Regions from separate parts of the Mus musculus genome. Here region 1 is linked to region 2. The links are chromatin loops, found by intact Hi-C in ENCODE. Cell type or tissue: gastrocnemius. All regions are shown on one strand. Links, peaks and the distances in the headings refer to the core of each region. The heading gives the core; the rest is flanking DNA. Region 1 overlaps Palmd (palmdelphin). Region 2 has its middle 53 kb from the start of Palmd.

Evidence for each region. Peaks named below come from ENCODE experiments on the same cell type or tissue, not always from the same donor. Only the 100,000 strongest peaks of a DNase experiment are listed, where the experiment ranks them.
Region 1: a loop joins it to region 2, with 4 times the contacts of the local background. A loop is called at or near these places in 3 of 42 quality-filtered maps.

Annotation. Positions count from the first base shown.
Region 1 is chr3:116,918,458-116,926,802 of GRCm38, reverse strand. It overlaps Palmd (palmdelphin), which reads left to right. Exons shown (of 8, transcript NM_023245.3): 7 at 2,468-3,568; 8 at 8,170-8,345. The coding sequence ends at 8,213. Among named protein-coding and RNA genes, the nearest start is that of Gm32148, 30 kb to the left of the region's middle. In gastrocnemius, for the core only: no CTCF peak of the experiment used is centred there; no DNase peak of the experiment used is centred there; H3K27ac peaks cover 3,797 bases.
Region 2 is chr3:117,017,552-117,025,896 of GRCm38, reverse strand. No RefSeq gene overlaps it. Among named protein-coding and RNA genes, the nearest start is that of Palmd, 53 kb to the right of the region's middle. In gastrocnemius, for the core only: no CTCF peak of the experiment used is centred there; no DNase peak of the experiment used is centred there; H3K27ac peaks cover 4,884 bases.

The sequences.
Region 1 (8,345 bases), core at 19-8,018, 99 kb after region 2:
TATCTATTACGTATGTATGTATGTTTGTGTGTGTGTGTGTATTTGTCTGTCTGTGTGTGTGTGTATGTGTGTGTGTGTGTGTGTGTGTGTGTGTGTGTGTGTGTGTATGTGTGTGTGTGACTGTAGATGCACATGGACCACAGCATTCATATAGAAATCAGAGGACAACTTTACAGAGTCAGTTCCCTCTTCCTCCCTTGTTTAGGGGAGGATGTCTCTTGTGTCTGCCAATGTACAGCATACTGCATGTTATCTGGCCCCTATGTTTCAAACCAATTCTCCTGTCTCTGCATCCCTCTTAACCTAAGAATGGGTCCATAAATCTGGCTTTTTTTTTTTAATCTTGGTTCCTGGGATTGAATTCGTGTCATCAGGCTGCAAGTGATTTTACCCACTAAGCCATCTCCTTGGTCCCCTCAATTTCAGAGTTTATAGTAAGTCTTCACACCTTGACTATGCTTCCACTTTAGACTAAGGTGCCTTGTACAAAGTTCCCAGAGCTATGGGACAGATCCTGGGGCTTGCACGGTTAGGGTAATGAAGGTGGGATATTTATTCCATGCATTTCGCTCCTGACCAAAATAACCAGGAACAAGTAAGATAAGACCTGAGACAGGCAAGAAGTGCTTTAAAACTTCTCAGCTAGAAAATCTCATCCAGTAGATATTGAGTAACTAAAATATGTTTTAAGTAAAAATGTCTTCTAGGGAAGGTTACACATTACTTACCTTCCCGAGATAATGATTTTCATAAAACAAATGCTGTAAAGCCTCAGGGAAAATGAAGGTTTGCCCACAGAGGAAAACTTTGGATTTCAGAATTGAAGGAGAACCTATTCTCTGTCTGCAGGGAGCAGTCTGTATTCCCTCAACAGATATTTAATGAATAAATACTATACACCAAGCCCACCTAGGCACATGGTAGGTATTCACCAAATTAACCATTTAGGGAGTACAGTGCAGAAAACTGAGGCAGAGATGTGAGGCGGGGAGACGAAGGGCAGGGATCTTGCAGATGTAATTGGGTACCCAGGGAAAGCTACAACCCGTCAGGCAACAGAGAAGACAAGAAATACAAGATGAGCTATAGGAAAATATACTAAAAGCAAGCACTCACACATTCTAATTCTACAAAGAATGCTGTTCCCTCACCTGTTAAAATTCCAGCCATGGGGCTCTTGCCTGGGCCATGAGACAAACTCCAACCCTGTGCCCCACACTCCTTCCGTTCCCCACCACCACCAGTCACCTCCAGTACAGTTCAGATTGCTCTATGTTAAGCCCTCCATCTACTTAAAAGTGGTATTAAATTAGGGAGATAACGGGGAGGTGCCTGGAGAGAGGGGACAGAAATTAAGAGCACCTGCTGCTCTTGCAGATGACCCAGATTCAATTCCCAGCAGCCATGTGGCAGTTCACAAATATCTATAGGTCAAGTTCCCGGGCATCCGAGGCTCTTCTCTAACTTCCTCAGGGACCGGGCATACACACGATGCACAGATATACATGCAGGCAAAATAGTTACACACATAAAATAAAGTTGTTGTTGTTGTTTAATTTTTAAATTAAATTCCAGCCTCTGTACTACTGTTGCCACGTCTTAGCTTCCTCCACAGTGTGAAGCCCTTAGAGCAGTACACTACCTACAGTGTCAGTAGGCAGCTGAGCTTCCAGCAAGGATGTAGCTTAACAAATTACCCTGCTAGTCAGTTCACCTGCTGCAGCCTACACTGTGGGGTTCTTCCTACGTAAAGAGGCTCTCCTTAAAAAGTAAGCAAATGTGTGTAAGTCTGGCTGGTCACATCTATTCATTGGAGAGGATTATCTTTCGGTTACTTTGGAAAATGCCAACTCTGTGGGTTTATTTCTCTTACTGACTCCTTCAAGTCATTTTTCCAAAATGCTACACTTCGTAAGGCACCATGTTACCCAGAGTCAGTTGTCTTAGAACTAATTGGTAAAACCAGAAAAAAAAAATTAAAGATGTATTTTATGTGTATATGTGTGTGCCTGGATAAGTTCACGCGCACCACACGCATACAGGTGCCCTGGAGAGCCAGAAGGATTTAGATTCCCTGGAAGTGGGATTTAAGAAGGTTGTGGGCCTCCTCACATGGGTGCTAGAAATGTGTAGCTCATGCCTTCTTGTAGAGACATCCCTCCACCACCCAAATCAGGACGATTTGTGGGGAGAGCTGGTTTATTTTTGCTGGTTTGGTTTTTTTTTTAGACAGGGTTTCTCTGTGTAGCCCTGGCTGTCCTAGAACTTGCTCTGTAGGACAGGCTGGCCTTGAACTCACAGAGACTAACCTGCCTCTGCCTCTGAGTGCTGGGATTAAAGGTTCGTACCTCTGGGCTAGAGGTTTTTAAATGTCATATAAGAGAATGTCAAAGGATATAAAAGTAAATAAATTCGTTTATAAGAGAAAAGGGGTGCTAAATCGTGTGTTGAATTTGTCTTTTAACAGCTTTGTATGCCATGGAAATTAAAGTTGAAAAAGATTTGAAGACTGGAGAGAGCGTAGTTCTGTCTTCAATACCGCTGCCATCTGATGACTTTAAAAGCACAGGGATAAAAGTGTATGAGGACCGGCAGAAATCAGTCTATGCTGTTAGCTCCAATCAGAACACAACCTACAATGGCACCGACGGCCTCGCACCTGTCGAAGTGGAGGATCTCCTAAGACAAGCCTCAGAGAGGAACTCTAAATCGCCCACAGAGTACCATGAGCCAGTGTACGCCAATCCGTTTTGCAGGCCTGTGACCCCACAGAGAGAAAGAGTCATAAGCCCTGGACCAAATTTTCAAGAAAGGATAATGATGAAAACGAACGGACTGGGCAACCATGCAAATGAATCTGCGCACAATATGACCGACGGGCTCTCAGAGAGGAGAAGCAACGGTCCCACTCACACCAGTCCCACTCGGCCAACACCTCAGCCCCGATCAATGGTTCAGCAAGTGGAAGAGATGGTCCACACCCAACAAAAGAGGATGGCAAGCCCTTGGGAAGAATCCAGCAACAGGCAAAACGAACACGAAGTTTCTCCAAGGATGGAACTGAGCCCCAGCAGAGCAAGCCCTGGGAAATCGGGACCCCAGTGTTCTTCACCCACTTGCCAGGAGGAGACAGAAGATGTCAGATATAACATCGTTCATTCCCTGCCTTCTGATGTGGATGACACAGAACCTGTAACAATGATTTTCATGGGGTATCAGCAGGCAGATGATAATGAGGAAGAAAAGAAGCTTTTGACAGGCTACGACGGGGTCATCCACGCTGAGCTCGTTGTGATTGATGACGAGGCGGAGGATAATGAAGGACAAACCGAGAGGCCATCCTACCATCCCGTAGCTCCCTACAGTCAGGTTTACCAGCCACCCAAACCAACCCCACTTCCTAGAAAGAGAGCGGAAGTTAGGCCGTATGAAAACACAAACCATAAATCTCCTCACAAAAATTCCATCTCTCTGAAAGAGCAAGAGGAACGCTTAGGCAGCCCTGCCCGGCACTCTCCCCTGGATGTCCCAGTAGCTGGAGACGGGACTGAGGATCCTTCCTTAACAGGTAATAAAAATGACAAGGCATGCCGCTGCTGTTTACTAATGTGACAGTCTTCTCCGTGCTAATGAACGCTCTGACTTCCGGTGTTTGTGACCACCTCATAAACTAATACACACTGGATAGCTTTTATTAACGCTGATCCGAAGTATTATCAGCAGAGCAAAGTAAGTCGCATCAAAAAAATAATAATAATAATAACAACGAAAGTGGAAACTCCGTCTTGCTTTGTTTTAATATTGCATTGGCTGCCTCTAGCTACTGGAGATGTATGTGTCTTCTGGGAGGGAGCAATGCCATATGTATTCACATTGGGGTTGCTAATTAATGTGCTGATCATCAGAAACATACTTTTCACAGCAGAATCCAATGACAACTACTTTCCTGTGCCTCTCTGTGACTTAAATTTTACACGTAAGTTAACAAGTAGCCTTAATTTTAAAAGGAAATAGGAGACACATACCATTTTCTTTGCATTTTATTACTCTGCTATATCTCCTTTCTCTATACTTTTATAGGTTTACTAATGTTGGTTCTTTCATTTTCTACACTTTAAAATTTTTATCTTGCATCATCTATGACTCAATTTTTCATAGTCTTCTCCAACTTGATGTATTTTTTTTTCTATTTTCTATACAGCCGCATTTCACATTCTCTATGACTTTTTATGGCTTTGTATCTCTTGAGCTATTTTATCATTGAATAATGAAAAGTAACTGCAACACCTTTTTTTCTACACACTGACAGCTCCTCGATTTCAAATTCCTTGTTATCACTCAGATATCGAGACCTATTATCACTGATAGAAAAATGAATAAGAATCTGACAAACACAATTAGAATGACTGGGTTTACCTTAGCTAAAAGTCTAAGTCAAATTACACAAACGCACAGGTTCTAAACATTAGAAATGCAAAGTAATTGTAAATGTTGCTAATTGAAGAATGATCATTAAAAAGCAATAGCTATTAAGTACCAGCCATCTGAGCAAGTTGAACCTGGTAGTTTTATAGAAGTGGGTTAGGACCTCTGCAATTCAAGATCTTTCTCCCTCATCGAGCCATAAGCCCAATCTTGTTTTGCTAATAACACCATAATAGAGACATCCTTAAATTATTTAAAGTCCTTGTTAGGTGAATCCATCACAAATTTAATCACCTGAAGGATTTCTACCCTCCCTCATGTGTCTTCCTCAGAATCTGGAATAACGTTCCCCCACAATGGAAAGCTGCAGAGACTAAGGCCCTTTCCTTTTGGAGAACTGGCTTTGATGGCTGGTCAAATGCTTCTTTTGAAATTCATTCTTAAAACAATGCATGTAACATAGGGGAAGGATCGCTCTATTTATGGTCTGAAGTATTGGCATGACACACTAAAAACAAACAAACAAAAAAAAAAAAACCTCCCTGTTTTGATGTTGGATTTTAGCCAGCTCTTCCAAAAACCCCCTACTCCTTCTTCCCTAACCATATTAACACATTTACCCCAAGTAAAATGACAGGAAGTGACTAACATTTCCAGACAACACTAATCATGCTACTGAAATAAAATTATGAAAACAGGAAAACCTATTCCAAAGTAACAATGCAAAGTCTTGTGCTATCAAACTAAGTATCTTGTGAAGAGAATGCTCCAAATTCCTTACCCTTCATTGTGAAATTGTTTTACGTCTCTGCCTTCCAATTCGTCACATAGATCACAGAGTGGAGGTATTAGTTTGAATGAGCTTTAAAAATAAGTCAATCAGGGCTGGTGAGATGGCTCAGTGGGTAAGAGCACCCGACTGCTCTTCCGAAGGTCCGAAGTTCAAATCCCAGCAACCACATGGTGGCTCACAACCACCCGTAATGAGATCTGATGCCCTCTTCTGGAGTGTCTGAAGACAGCTACAGTGTACTTACATATAATAAATAAATAAATCTTTAAAAAAAAAAATAAGTCAATCAGATTATATCAATGATTTCAGGGACCAACTATGTACACTGAGAATGTAGCTACCTATGGACTTTAATTTCACAAGTACATTGTACTTTTCAACATCACACATACACACGCATGCATACATATACATATACATATACATATACATATACATATACATATACATATACATATACCAGAGAGAAATGCTACAATACTTAAAGACCCACAATTTAAGTCAATTCCTTTATTATAATACAGAATTCCTATTAAATACTAATAGTTATGGTAGGCACAATAATTAAGAATTGTCTCTTTCCATTTGTTGTAAATATACTTATCAAAATCTTATCTCAAGAGACATTCGTAGGAGTGGGGAATATAACACAGTGGGTAAGTGCACTTATTCTACAAAATAGGGATGTGAATTTGAATTCCAACCACCCATATCAAAAGCCATGGATGTGCAAGCCTGTAACACCACCATTGCAGGAGCAGGGACAGGCAGATCCAGCAGTTCACTGGCCACCCATCCAGCCAAAACAGTGAGCTTCTGCTTCAGGAAAGCCTCTGCTCCAAGGTAACAAGGCACGGATTAATAGATAAGGCCACTTGATGTCCTGCTTTGGCCTTCTGTGTGCAGCATACGCAGTGCATGCATCACACAGAGAGAGACAGAGACAGAGAGAAAGTCAGAGACAGAGTTTCTCACTTGAAAAGCTATGTTAGTAGAAACTAGTCCAGCATGGATAGTCTAGCAACAGTATAGTTTAGTAAAATTTTGAACACTGTGAAACATGACAGAAATCTTATGTCTATCTGCTTGTATAAGCATGATATGATCCAGACTCACCCACTATTATATGGCTTCAGTAAGCGCTCCATGAGATCACAGTAACCCTGACAATAGCAACTACACAGCTTGCTTTCTTTGGTAGACCTCACACACCTATTCTTCTCCCGGCTCAGTTCTGTGATTGTAGAGATATCAATGGTTCTTCGGGATGAAGAGGCAGAAAAACTTTAGCTCTGGAGCACTCGCTCCCCCATTGATTGGGAAACAGCCAGTAGGGGTCACAGGAGGCTGAGCATAAAACACAAATCTCTCTCCCACCAATTTAAGCAGCTAAAACTGTGTGTCTGAGTGGTTGGAGGAAATCAAGACTGGGATCAGAGAAGAGCAGAGAAGAGAGGTCAAGAGGAGAACTGAAGGCACACTATTAGAGGAAGCATCCTTGCATTGACTGAGCATGCTTCCTCTCCACACCTCCACCTGGAATTATGGCTACTGCCACAGGCTTGGAGAAAGGGATCCGAGTGCTAGCTGACCTCACTGCATGCCCTGCGACACAGGGAGGGCTCTATTTGCAGACTCTCAAGATGGGGCATAACTAACTGTAGGGAACAAGATTCTGACCCTGTCTTAAACAGACCTTTAAGCAATCCGTTATCCCTGCTCTCTCTCAGCATTGGTAATGCAAGAGGACACAAAACCCACGATCAGCCCCCCTCATGAAGCCTTGCCTCCTGCCTATTCTGCTGTGGGGTTGCAGGTTCTTGCCCAGAGGCCACCACCCAGCAGCTTCCAGCAACAGAGCCCACCCATCCTGCTGACTGGGCAAAGGAAATTCTCTCAAGACAGCCTGAACGCTGGCTTTGCTGTTAGTAGTGACTTGCCTCGTCACTTTCAAGTGAAAGCGATGCTTTTAACCTCTGTCACAGAGAGAACATGGCATTGAAAATGACCTCATGACAGTGGCAGGTCCCCATCCCTTCTCATATTTTTGTAAAAGGCCTTCTGAAGATAGGATCATTGCTTTGGTTGATGGGTAACTATGTGCAGCATAGAGATGGGGAGAAAAAAAAAACATGCCTTCTCTTACTGTTTCATTAAAACAAAATTGTACAATTAGCTAAATGGCTGCTTCTTGGGCCATTTTACACACAAATGTAATATTGCATAATGAATATAATCATTTGCTCAATGCCTTGAAAGCACCTTAAAACTTTTAGAACATGACAGAGGCAGCTATACCCAAAGGCCCTCGGTATTGAGGTGTAATACCAGAACACCAAATGAGTGCTATCAATCCCACACCTACAGTTTTAAAAGGCTTCATCAGCAGTAGAGCACACTCAAAGATACAGCTGCCATTCAAAAGCATAATTACACACTAACGCTTAATTATTAGTTCATCTCATTTCATACATAGATTTATTCTTGTCATTGCCCATCCAAAGGTCAGAGGGCCTTTGGACAACCAAGCTTAATGATATTATTTTAAAATTTTTAATCACTAATCATAGTTTAAGTATGAGTATCTTTGTTTTGGTTCAGTGGTACAAAGCTAAGGATATGCACAAAAGACAGATATTGACGTAAAGGAATATATCCAGGCTGAGAGTGAAAATACACGCCATCAGCCTGTGCTGGGTTTGTTCTGCTCGTTTTTCTGGCCTCTGTAGACATAGGCTCCTCCTAGTTCTGAACCTACACCTGTCCTAAGTTAACCATAGCTCATTATTTCTGCTGTCTCTTTACGCTACTAAAACAATGCTCACGCGGTTGGATAAAACCATCTGAGGTATGTTCTCAACTTTCCTGCCTTCTATGAAATGGTCATTTAGAGTAAAAATCGTGATTCTTTTATAATTTGCTTTTTTTTTTTTTTTTACTTTAATCTACAGCTTTAAGAATAAGAATGGCCAAGCTGGGGAAAAAGGTGATCTGAGAGCCGTGGTGCCCACCTGAATAACCTCTGAAGGAGAAGCCACGAAATGCCTGAAAACTTCTCTTCTGAATTCTTTTATTTCTTGTCCCTAAAGTCCAAAACTATATAATTATACCCATAGTAAGTCACATA
Region 2 (8,345 bases), core at 179-8,178:
CAACAACTTCTATGTCAGCCTCTGAGTGCTGGGACTGCAGGTCTGCACCCATCAAGCCCACCTCCGCTGAATCTCTATATGCAGCTCCGAGTGAGCCCTTAACCTCTAGGAATATGAATTTCCTTCTCAGTAAAAATAACACAAGTCTCCAGAATTATTGACATGATGAAATAGAATAATGTTCAAATGTGTAACTCGGACACTACACATAACTGCTGCATCTGTTAGCTCTAAATCTCTCACCCTGCAACAGTATTCTAAGAGACGTCAAACCAGCCAACAACTGCTCCTCCTCAAAGGAAACCTAATCCTGTGAGCCATCCCCACCAGTTCCTGAGTTGGTGAAGCAATTTCCTGACTACTTCACTATTTCTGTGCTGACAAAATGGTAATCAAAATTCTGAAATAGAGTATGTGGTAGGTATTAACACCAGGTATTAATACCAGGGCTTGGTATGGAGACTAAAAATGAAGCCGGTCGTCCTGAACCTTAAGAGAGTTAGTTATCCTACCAGCATGATCATCTTAAAACATTCTCTTCAATGATTCAATACTACTGGTTGTGTAAAACAGAGAAGGAGACAACTTGCACCATGTAATGAAGATATAAGCAGAGCCTTGATCACCCTGTCCTTTACATAATAGAATAAAGTCCTGCAGATGAAAACTATTAAAATCAGAGTGCTATACCTTTGAGAATGTTTAGATGTAAATAAGCTCAATCAGGTAACATCGGATCACATTTGGAAAGGAAAGAGTAAGACCACGTACACAAGACACACACAAATCACAGTTTTCATTCCTTAAAACATGAAGCCACACTGTTCAGACACATGGAACACCCAGTCTTTTGGTCAGATTTTCTGTTTATTGCTCTGTTTGTCTGCTCTCCCTCATTTTCTGAGAGATTCTATGCCAGATATTTTCTTTCCTTGTCATGTCAAGTTAAAAAGAGAAATACTTCCCATCACCTTCTCCCAGTACAAAAGCAGATGCTGCTCTGAATCAGTGTCCCAAGCCTCCCAAGCACACAGGCAACTGCCATTAGCGTCACACCAAAGCATATTGACACTTCAGCGAGGTGCCCTCTGCCCTGGTGTCCTTTGGTGTTACAAGGAAGAGTCACTCCTACTTCCTTCCTGGGGACCAGGAAAATTATAAAAAGAAATCTTTCCAGTGGAAGAAAAGGAAGCAGGGAACATATGTCTCCCATCTGTCTTGCTCAGCCGTAGGCTCTGTTATTTCCACTCGGAAATCTCCCCATAGGCTCTGGTTCGGAATGTCCAGTCCAGCCCCTGGTTTGTGACATTGTTCTTAAGTCTAGGGAGACTTTGGGAGGTGAAGCATTTCTGATACAAGCAGGTCACTGCAGATGGGCCTTTGAAAGTCTTACTTGGCTCTGGTTCTGGTTCTGGCCTGGTCTCTCTACTTTCTGATTAGTCACCTTATGAAGAGTCATTAGAGTCAGGAGAGCAGAATGACACAGCAATGTGTGGGAACAATAACAGAGACCATGTGGACATGAAGACGTCCCACAGGTTTGGACTAGGACATTGCAGTAGTTTGTATATGCTCAGTCCTGGGAGTAGCACTATTAGAGGGTGTGGCCCTGTTTGAGTAGGTGTGACCTTGTTGGAGTAGGTGTGTCACTGTGGGTGTGGACTTCCTAGCTGCCTGGAAATCAGGATTCTGGTAGTAGCCTTCAGATGAAGATGTAGATATTTCAGATCTGCCTACACCATGCCTGCCTAGATGCTGCCCTGCTTCTGCCTTGATGATAATAGACTGAATCTCAGAACCTGTAAGCCAGTCCCAATTAACTATTATCCTTCATAAGACTTGCCTTGGTCATGGTGTTTGTTCATAGCAATAAACCCTAACAAATACAGATATCATTGCTGTGTTTGACCTCTTACCTCCAAAAGATCACCCATAGTTGTACTCAAATTTAGCAATGAAAGAAAGCTAGGAGGTGGGTTGACTGGTGAAGTTATAATGTCAATTCCTGGTGAATATGTCATCTAAAAATTCTATCCTTAGGCAGAAAAATAAAGTCAAACATCTTTTTTGGCACACATGGATTTCAGAATAGACTTCATCTCCACTAAAATAATAATAATAATAAAATTATCAAAGAGGACTCATAATACTTTTTATTTGAATATAAAAATATTTATTTGAATAAAACAATATTTATTTGAATAAATATTCAAATAAAATTAGTTTTCAAACAGCCAATGTAAAAAGTAAAATTTCCCTACATTTTAAGAACTATCTATAAGAAGATATATCAAGAATGAAAAAGAAAAAGAAGGAAAAAGAAATGCTACAATGTTTAATTTAATATTAAATTGATTAACCAGCATCAATGATAGTAACAAGCTATGAATGCTTTTAATTCTCCTGAAACAAAGGATACTGACATTACCTCAGAATTTAATACCACACTGCAAGCCTTCCTTCATTCATTTGTCCACTCAACAAATATTATGTACTTAGCATATCAAGAATTAAATACACAGACACAATATCAGTCCTCCAAAACTGATCTAGAAATAAAAACTCAAAACCAATAAAAAAGAATAAAATAAAGTAGATGAGATGATAGATAAACAAATAATAAATGAATAGATGATAGATAATAGATGGATGATAGATAGATAGATAGATAGATAGATAGATAGATAGATAGATAGATAATCAACATTTATTGTTGTATCTTACTAACATGTATTGAGCAATTACAATAATACCAAACCCTGCACCAAGTATATGCACACAATATGGAAAGATAGCCCCATTCCCAGATAGCTTTAGAAAACAGAATTATTTCAGTTTCAGGCTACTCATTTCTTGTATTCTCTTACATACTTCTTCCTATTTGCAGTTTCTTTCTTAATAACAAGAACTTGGTTTGTTGAGAACGCTTTAACTATATATCCAATCTGGCAATACTCTAATAAAACCTTAAATTAATCCAAAGAAATCTACCCAGGGACAGTCAGTCCATTGCCGTGGCCATGAGGTTAGAAAGCACAGGACCCATCAGGATCACAAATTGCTAGACCCAGCTGAATTGGGTGTTTCCCTCCCAGGAACTCAGCATCAGCGTTTAGTCTTGGAGATGTGCAGCATCACCCAGAAACTTCAGAAATGCTGTTATGGCAACCCCTGAATCCAGCCAGGAAGCTAGAAGTATATTCTGAAGGATGGGGGAAAAAGAGAACCCCCTCAACACATCTGAGGCTGTTTCTTACCTATATCACCTTGACACCTTCAGTTTACGGGCAGTGAGGAGCAAAGATACAGCCTAGTTGAATACTGAAAACATTCTGCGCAATGTCAACATTGTAAAGCAACTGCCACCCTCAGCACCTTGGGCTAGGCTGGGAGCCCCCAATACATAGAGTTGAATTTGACATTTGACTACAATTGATAGGAGCTTTATCATCAAGCCCTCTGCAGTGAGAAGGTTTTGAGGTTTTGCTTTGTTTGTTATTTGTTTGCTCGAGTCAATCAAACAAGTCAAGGGATGTCCTGATGGGAAACTATATAGTAAATGAAGAAACTTCAGTACAATCATTACTGAACATGAGCATATCAAGGTAAAGAGAGCAGAGAGAAACTGCACAGACAGAGGACACACTTTGGGGGAATGGCCAAAGCTCCACACGGAAAAGGTTATTGCTATTGTTTGTTCTTTCTTATGGCAGCTCTCTGGCTGGGAAGTGATGACGTCCGCCGTGAAAATACAATGCCACCTTCTGTTCTAAGGGAAATGCGAAGAAACAGAAGTCCAAGGTTGCCTCCTTCATACCCACTCTTGAGACACATTTCATAGCATTGTTGGACTTTGTGCTTTCCCTCTGGTTGCCATGGCATCAGAGGGAACAAATGCCTCGCTTCAATTTTAAAGCTGAATTCCCTTACAGACAAAATTGTTTCCACTTGAGGATACCCTCCCACCCCACCCGAGGCCTTTCAGAAGAACACAGCTTGAAAATATGGATGGAATGAACCACTGTTCTCAGATTGGAGTTGGGAATGGAGTGAGGGTGTGACTACATAATTTTATTTTTATTTTTCAAATGAGAAAATGCAAAAAAAAAAAAAACAACGCATTCTTGAACCTTGTTCTGTGAGCCCCTTCACCTACAGATGCAAATGGCATTTAGCCATGTTAATCTCAGCCTTTGAATCTATGTAGATATATTTTGTATTATACATTGCAAAGTTATATATCAATTACATATACTAGATAATGACGTATATTCTTTTTCCTTCACCTTAAACCTCAGAGTAGAATAGAGTAACTGTGGATGGAAATACTTAAAAGGTATATTTTCTCCTTATGATTATGCTACTAAAGAGAAATCACAGATAGCCTTATAAGTTATCCTGGGTTCCATAAGAAAAAAATATCTGAGTCAACCACTATAAAGCCATGGATTTTCTTTCTATGATGATCTGAAATTACTAATTCACTCACAAATTTGACTTAGGAAACACAGTAAGGTGACAAGGCTAGTCCCATAAATCAAGGAATAAGACTTTAAAGGGCATAAAAATATGCATGAAATTTGTGCTATAGTGGCAAGTATACAGATTTTTACATGAAGTATTTCAAATCTAAGGCCTTCAATTTAGTAGATATGTGACATTGAACATGTTATTTAAATTCCCAAAGCTTTAACTCGCCAATTTCTAATTATTTACACTGCAAAAAAAAAAAAAATATATATATATATATATATATATATATATATATATCCCGCTCTAGTCTTGCACTGAACATTAAATAAAATGAAATATGAAGTTAAAAGTCTTATAAAATGTTTGACACACAGTAGGTGTTCAGCTTATATTAACACTCTTCTTTTCATGACAGTCTGATTAGAACTATAAAGGTGTCCTGGCAGTAGCAGTGATGTTCCCATTGTTGTTTAGCTGGATAGTGATTTAAGGTTGTTCTCCAGTTCTGTGCTGAGAAATGCTCAGAATAACGCTTCCAGCTCTCAGGAGGTTGAAACAGGAGAATTGCCATGAGTTGAAGACCAGCCTGGGCTACATAGTGAGTTTTAGGCTAGACTGAGCTACAGAACAAGACCTACCTCCAAAAACAATAAAAAGTTTTCTACTCCAACTTAAGCATCAGGACGGACGGGAGAGTTCGTAGAGCCAGAGGTTCCATTTTCTGATTGCTTAGATCAGTAGCGGAAATAAGTTTATTGCAAACCATCAAAACTGAAAGAGAAGAACACATGACTCTGTTTGCTGTTAAGGAATCTCCTTAACTGTTCTACCAGGACTTTAGCACTCATATAAAAATCAAAGGAAGAAAGCAAGAGATGCTTCCTTCCGCATATTTGGCATCAATGGGCGGATGTGGAGGCTGTGCAGGTAAACAGAGTCAGGAAGCAAAACCTCATTAGAAGCTAATTGCTTTATAATTAGCCCTACAGGAAGTAAATACCATCAGGAGCTCAGTCAAGGGACATTTGAAGAATATGAGATTAAATTAAACCAATTCCTTACTAAGACTCCTGAAAATATATAAAAGGCACCAAAAATATATTTTAATACTGCCATAATTAACTTAGGACCTCATGAACAGCATAAGTATAACATTCTTATTTTCTTTTTTTTTTCTTTCCAATTTTATTAGGTATTTAGCTCATTTACATTTCCAATGCTATACCAAAAGTCCCCCATACCCACCCACCCCCACTCCCCTACCCGCCCACTCCCCCTTTTTGGCCCTGGTGTTCCCCTGTTCTGGGGCATATAAAGTTTGTGTGTCCAATGGGCCTCTCTTTCCAGTGATGGCCGACTAGGCCATCCTTTGATACATATGCAGCTAGAGTCAAGAGCTGCGGGGTACTGGTTAGTTCATAATGTTGATCCACCTATAGGGTTGCAGATCCCTTTAGCTCCTTGGGTACTTTCTCTAGCTCCTCCATTGGGAGCCCTGTGATCCATCCATTAGCTGACTGTGGGCATCCACTTCTGTGTTTGCTAGGCCCCGGCATAGTCTCACAAGAGACAGCTACATCTGGGTTCTTTCGATAAAATCTTGCTAGTGTGTGCAATGGTGTCAGCGTTTGGATGCTGATTATGGGGTGGATCCCTGGATAAGGCAGTCTCTACATGGTCCATCCTTTCATCTCAGCTCCAAACTTTGTCTCTGTAACTCCTTCCAAGGGTGTTTTGTTCCCACTTCTAAGGAGGGGTATAGTGTCCACACTTCAGTCTTCATTTTTCTTGAGTTTCATGTGTTTAGGAAATTGTATCTTATATCTTGGATATCCTAGGTTTTGGGCTAATATCCACTTATCAGTGAGTACATATAGTGTGAGTTCCTTTGTGAATGTGTTACCTCACTCAGGATGATGCCCTCCAGGTCCATCCATTTGGCTAGGAATTTCATAAATTCATTCTTTTAAATAGCTGAGTAGTACTCCATTGTGTAGATGTACCACATTTTCTGTATCCATTCCTCTGTTGAGGGGCATCTGGGTTCCTTCCAGCTTCTGGCTATTATAAATAAGGCTGCTATGAACATAGTGGAGCATGTGTCCTTCTTACCAGTTGGGGCATCTTCTGGATATATGCCCAGGAGAGGTATTGCTGGATCCTCCGGTAGTACTATATCCAGTTTTCTGAGGAACCGCCAGACTGATTTCCAGAGTGGTTGTACAAGCCTGCAATCCCACCAACAATGGAGGAGTGTTCCTCTTTCTCCACATCCTCGCCAGCATCTGCTGTCACCTGAATTTTTGATCTTAGCCATTCTGACTGGTGTGAGGTGGAATCTCAGGGTTGTTTTGATTTGCATTTCCCTGATGATTAAGGATGTTGAACATTTTTTCAGGTGCTTCTCTGCCATTCGGTATTCCTCAGGTGAGAATTCTTTGTTCAGTTCTGAGCCCCATTTTTTAATGGGGTTATTTGATTTTCTGAAGTCCACCTTCTTGAGTTCTTTATATATGTTGGATATTAGTCCCCTATCTGATTTAGGATAGGTAAAGATCCTTTCCCAATCTGTTGGTGGTCTTTTTGTCTTATTGACGGTGTCTTTTGCCTTGCAGAAACTTTGGAGTTTCATTAGGTCCCATTTGTCAATTCTCGATCTTACAGCACAAGCCATTGCTGTTCTGTTCAGGAATTTTTCCCCTGTGCCCATATCTTCAAGGCTTTTCCCCACTTTCTCCTCTATACGTTTCAGTGTCTCTGGTTTTATGTGAAGTTCTTTGATCCATTTAGATTTGACCTTAGTACAAGGAGATAAGTATGGATCGATTCTCATTCTTCTACATGATAACAACCAGTTGTGCCAGCACCATTTGTTGAAAATGCTGTCTTTTTTCCACTGGATGGTTTTTGCTCTCTTGTCGAAGATCAAGTGACCATAGGTGTGTGGGTTCATTTCTGGGTCTTCAATTCTATTCCATTGGTCTACTTGTCTGTCTCTATACCAGTACCATGCAGTTTTTACCACAATTGCTCTGTAGTAAAGCTTTAGGTCAGGCATGGTGATTCCACCAGAGGTTCTTTTATCCTTGAGAAGAGTTTTTGCTATCCTAGGTTTTTTGTTATTCCAGATGAATTTGCAAATTGCTCCTTCTAATTCGTTGAAGAACTGAGTTGGAATTTTGATGGGGATTGCATTGAATCTGTAGATTGCTTTTGGCAAGATAGCCATTTTTACAATGTTGATCCTGCCAATCCATGAGCATGGGAGATCTTTACATTCTTATTTTCTATACCAGTTCATTGAGAAAGATAGTTGGTGTTAACGTCAGGCTTCCACATTCACGGACACACACACACACACACACACACACATTCACTCACACACACTCCATTCCTAATGGTTGGCAGAGCAGACTCTCCACCTCTAGAGTTAGGGATTTGAGGGGTTGGATTTCAGATCTCAGCCTTCAGCAAGGGAGTGTTTTGAACAGCTGTGTCTGCCTTAGGAAATATAAGCCTTTTCTTTTTCCACTATGGGAATGTTTCTTCTTTGATATGGTGGAGCAAGACAGTGCAAAGTTTCCTCCATCTTGTATTCTAGTTGAGGTCATTTCAGGTTTATCTAGAACTAGATCTCCTTGATGGAAATTACCCACTCTATTCTAGGAACCTGGGGTCAGGATGTCCTAGCTAGCTTACCTAGCTTCTGCCTACTTGTGCATAACCCCCTCCAACTGTTTTTGCTAGCTTCTGTTAAACTGCTTGCTTGCACTAAGCTACCCAACTCCCACCCTTGCAGCTGCCCAGCAAGATGAGCTGCCAGGACATTGTTTCTCCCTTGAAAAACACTGTGCTCTGGACACTCAATGCTA